Linked DNA regions of Mus musculus: region 1 is linked to region 2. Evidence: chromatin loops called from intact Hi-C (ENCODE). Cell type or tissue: left cerebral cortex. All regions are shown on one strand.

Region 1 (2,500 bases), 90 kb after region 2:
CCCCAAGATGCCTTATTCCAAATTACCTGACTACTTTTGTGGACTTGAGTACTCTGTGAGATACAGGCAATAGCTTATACTTTGGGATCAGATGTTGAACTGTATATAGCTGGAGGTGCTCCCTTGGGGCTAGGATCTGCACACCAGCCCTATAGTTAGTGTGCTGTGAAACTCATTATGTAACTATGATAAATTTTCAATTTGTTGTCCTCCTGCCTCAGCCTCCTCTGAGATTACAGAGCTACACTAGCTCATGGTGCTCTTTTTCTTCCCAGGATATCTCAGCATTCCTGGCACCCCTTTTTCTAAGTAGGTTCTCTTTTATCTGTGCTGTTCCTTGGGGTGTCAGTTTCAAATCAGAGGGGAGTGAAGACTCCAGAAGGCTTCATACGTGCTGCTTTGTTTTTCTTTGTTTGGAGACAGAGAATTAAGATCCTCCTGCTTCTTTGTTGCAGGAATATTTGTAAAGCTGGAGTTAGCTTTGTGTAGTTTGAAATTGACTTGAAGTCTGAGGGCTGAAGGGGAAGAAGTGGCTTGACATCAGTGTGTTTTGAGGTCTTGTGACTAACACGCAGCCTGTCCCTTCTGCAAAGGCTTTGGGACAGGAGGAGGGGAATATGGCTTTAGGCAGGAGGTGTACTGCCAGTGGGGCTGTCTAAGGCAGATGCATCACAAAATCTGTTAAACCAAACCTTAAAGTGAGATGGGCTTCAACTGGCCTTGCTAGAGTATGCACCAACACTGACCTGGAGAGACCCTTCAGACTCAACAAGATTAAAAACAGGAAATAAGCTTCTAGCAGCATAATTGTCGGAAAAGTTTTTCCACATAGGCACAATCGTTTGGGCTTGTTTTCCTTCCCCCATATTTGTGTATGTGTGGTGTGGAGGCATGTATGAAGGTTCTTGTATGTGCAAACAAGTGCGTGCGTGCGTGCGTGCGTGCGTGCGTGCGTGTGTAGGCCCAAGGTTGATGCCCCGTGTCTTCCTCAGTCACTCTGAGTTAAGTGCTGAGGCAGCTCTATCACTGGATTCAACTTTTTGCCTAATTTAGCTGGGATTCCCTGCCTTCCTCTCCTGCATGCTAGGATGATGGGTGAGGTGCCACACCCACCCAGCTCTTCTGTTCTCAGAACCCAAACACTAGTTTTCACATCTGTCTTGTCTGGTGAGCTCCCTGCCCACTGAGCCACATCTCCAGCGTCCTGCTTCCTTCTGTATAAGGATTTGCAGCGCAAACAATGCAAAGCAGGTTGGTCCTTCTTGACTACCTCTTAGTGCTGCTGGAGCAGACCCCTTAGAAACAATGCTGAGGAGCTCTGTGAGCACACTGAAAAGACAGCGCCGTGTGCAACACTGACCTGGTGATGAGCTGCTGAATGAAGATAACACGTGTGGAGAGTAATTCAGGCGGGATTTAGAGGAAAGCTACAGAACAGCCATAATGTAATTTTCCTCCACATGTCTTTTGTGAGTGTACTGGAGTCAGTCCAGAGTTATATATTCATTACTCATTCTTTCCATGACTGTGAATTCACTGTGTTACAGTGGGTGCCATGTCTGAGCCTCAGCCTTAAATGAGTTCCCTTCTGTCCAGTAAGCACTTCAGGGACTTGCCTAGGTTTTCTTGTGATAGTGAAGCCAAGGCAGCGCTAGACACAGGGTCCAGCTCCCGGGACTGCTGATCTTTTACATGCTATCCTCGTGAGAGCAGTGTGCGTAGAGACGGTGATATTTGAGGAAAAGGGAAGGAACGATGAGTCTAAAGGCTAGGAAGGAAGTGCTCATTTGTTTTTGTTTTGCTTTTCCTTTCTCCACAGATGTGGTATTGTGTTTAAGTAAACACTGTGTTGAGGAAGGTTTTGGAAGCATTGAGACTATGATGCAGATTCTGTGTAGCCCTGCCTTTGCTCACAACCCTCATCTGGCTCAAGTGATGTATTATGAACTGTGTGGTCAAAAGGAGCATTGCCATCTGCTGTGGTGTAACTCCATTTAAACTGTATATGCACGCACGTGTGCACGCGCACATACACACACACACTACATCAGTATTTTAAAATAACCTTATAAAATAATGTGTTTCTTTATGACTTTTTCAGGCATACTTATGTATACTTATGTATCTCTCCTTCCTCCCTCTCCCTGTGTTACCAACATTCTTTTAATATTGTCTGGGTACTTGAGATGCATGCTAAAATCTGAGAACGGAGTAGGGGGGTATTGTTTTTCATTGTTTTGTTTTGGAGACAGGGTTTCTCTATTTTAACAGCCCTGGCTATTCTGGAACTTTCTTTGTAGACCAGGCTGGCCTTGAATTCATAGAGATCTGCCTTTTTCTGGCTCTCGAGTACTGGAATTGAAAGTGTATGTCACTACAGCCAGCCAAGAACTAGTGTTTTATAAATTTTCTATTCATTGGCAAATGGGAATGTTATACTTACAGACTGGAGGAAATGTGCTAAGCTGAAAAATAGCTGTTCTATGAGTTAGTTTCTTCA
Region 2 (2,500 bases):
ATAGGGCTGGGCAGTGGTGGCACACACCTTTAATCCAAGCACTTGGGAGATAGAGGCAGGTGGATTTCTGAGTTCTAGACCAGCCTGGTCTACAGAGTGAGTTCCAGGACAGCCAGGGCTACACACAGAAACCCTGTCTCGAAAAACCAAAAAGTGTTTGTTTAGCTTGAAAAGAAAAAGAAAAAGAAAAAAAAAAAAAAAAAAAAGTCACAGACTGTGAAACTGAAACTCTGGAACCACTTCTATCCTTCATCCTTGACAAACATTTTCCACTTTCAGAAGTGGCTCAGTCTAACAAAAGCACAAATTTTACAAGTCCTCTGATACACACCTGGTAGCTCATACTTCTGGACAGCCCCTTTCAGACTACAACCACAGCAACAGAGTGTAAGCTGTTCATGGGCAACTTGCATCCTAGATGAGCAGTTAAGAGTAATGTAACCTTTAGTATAAAAATCCTCAACTTCCCTTTCCAGAACCCATTTACAAAACACAAACTATGTAGAGATCTCATCTTGGGTTTAAGAGCCAAGGCACTCAATGTTCCCTGCTTTTCTCAGAGACCAGCCTTGAATTTGTTCTAATCTGGATGTACAGTAAGGACATGGTTTTTCTGTTTAAAACACCTTCCTTGTGTCAAAGCCACTGGTTCTGCACCAGACTGATGAAATCCCTTCACACCTTTTCTTTCCTGACTGTTGAAGCTCTCTTCAAAAATCCATCTTGACCCTCTCTCCAGTTAAAATCTACGATGGGCTGTACGAAATTCCAGCACTGTGATTGAACTCAGGATCAAGTTTGAGGCCAGTCTGGGCTACATAAGCCAGATTCTCTCCAAAACTATGAATCAAAATAAACTCTACTATTTTCTGTATCTAGTAGTTCAGTCCGATCTCGAAGGAGTGCTTAGAATGTCTAATTTGGGGCTAGAGAGAGGCTTAGTGGTTAAGATCACCGACTGCTCTTCCGAAGGTCCTGAGTTCAAATCCCAGCAACCACATGGTGGCTCACAACCATCCGGAATGAGATCTGACGCCCTCTTCTGGTGCATCTGAGGACAGCTACTGTGTACTTAGATATAATAACAAATAAGTCTTTAAAAAAAAAAAAAAAAAGCCGGGCATGGTGACACACGCCTTTAATCCCAGCACTTGGGAGGCAGAGGCAGGCGGATTTCTGAGTTCGAGGCCAGCCTGGTCCACAAAGTGAGTTCCAGGACAGCCAGAGCTATACAGAGAAACCCTGTCTCAAAAAACAAAAATAAAAACAAAAACAAAAAAAGAATGTCTAATTGGGTGTATCAGAAAGAGATGAGCGTAGCCATCACCGGAGATGAAGTTCACTAACTCCACAACGTGAAAACTTCAACAAATCACTCTCAGTATCTCAGTACCTCATGTAAAAAGTACTACCCAAAAACATCTACTACAACAGCTTGTTAAATTCCCAAGACACACCTGAATGTACTTATCACACGCAAAGCAGATACTAAGTAACTCGTAGATGAATCTGATCATTCATTCTTTCGTTTTTTGGCGTTACACTTTTAAGATTCCCCCCTGTAGTTTTAGAACAGGATTTGGCTCTTAATCAGTCTGTGATTGGAATCACTTTAATATAAACCGATATGGTGGCTAGAACTGTAATCTGCTTCCAAGTTGGGGTAAAAAAACACACACACACACACAACACTGAAATCTGGAACTTCCCCAAAAAGATAGTTTACGTTACTTTCAAAGATGACTATACCTAACAGACTGAAACGGGAGGCGGTGCAATAATCTCCTCTCCACACTACGCACCAAAATCGTACTAAATATTAAATGGACACATACCGTTCCACTAGTTGCTACTACATTGCTAAGACGCATCCCACAAGTAGAGTCCTCAAAAGCAGGAAAAAGAGGCGACACTGTTAGTCTCGGAAGGCTAGAGATGGCCCTGGCCTGAAACCTACAGCTTTTAAACTAAGGCTGAGATTCCTCCTAGACTAGACCCCATGCCGACAGAGGTCAGGGCCTGCCCCAAAGGTCAAAAACCTGGAGCCACGCGTCCAGTCTGGGTTGCGAACAGAATCGGATTGCCCTTGCTGGAATCTGTGCCCAGAAGCCAGACGCACCGCTCGCCAATAAACCCTAAACCCACACAGGTCAGAAGGGGCATCGTAGCGTGGTCGCATGCAGGCGCAGCTCCACCACCTGTCCAGGGGGCAGACCCTCGGGCTCCGATACGCCCAACCAGGCCGCATCCTCCTTACTCACACTCACAGCCCGACCTTCCTACGCCATCTGGCCGCCGAGGACCCGGCGAGGGAGCTCCCAGACGCCCCCTTAGCCTCCGGTCCGGCGGCGGCCCGGGACCCGCTCCCCGCCGGGCACTGACGCCGCCGCCGCCGCCGCTACTACCACCATCGCGCAAGCGCGCAGGCGCACGCAACTCAGCACGCTCCCTCTCCCCTCCCACTCCATCCGCCCTTTTCAACCATCTAGCTTTATTTGAA

What was found. Peaks named below come from ENCODE experiments on the same cell type or tissue, not always from the same donor. Only the 100,000 strongest peaks of a DNase experiment are listed, where the experiment ranks them.
Region 1: it touches region 2 in a loop (2.0-fold over the local background); 1 of 42 quality-filtered maps calls a loop at or near these places.

Annotation. Positions count from the first base shown.
Region 1 is chr2:120,651,263-120,653,762 of GRCm38, forward strand. The region is part of intron 3 of Stard9 (START domain containing 9); the gene reads left to right. Among named protein-coding and RNA genes, the nearest start is that of Stard9, 23 kb to the left of the region's middle. In left cerebral cortex, no CTCF peak of the experiment used is centred here; a DNase peak (open chromatin) is centred at 1,508.
Region 2 is chr2:120,561,426-120,563,925 of GRCm38, forward strand. It overlaps Zfp106 (zinc finger protein 106), which reads right to left and starts at 2,434. Exons shown (of 22, transcript NM_011743.3): 1 at 2,262-2,434. In left cerebral cortex, a CTCF peak has its summit at 1,019 (motif pointing left); DNase peaks (open chromatin) are centred at 1,929 and 2,448; H3K4me3 peaks cover 1,165 bases; H3K27ac peaks cover 577 bases.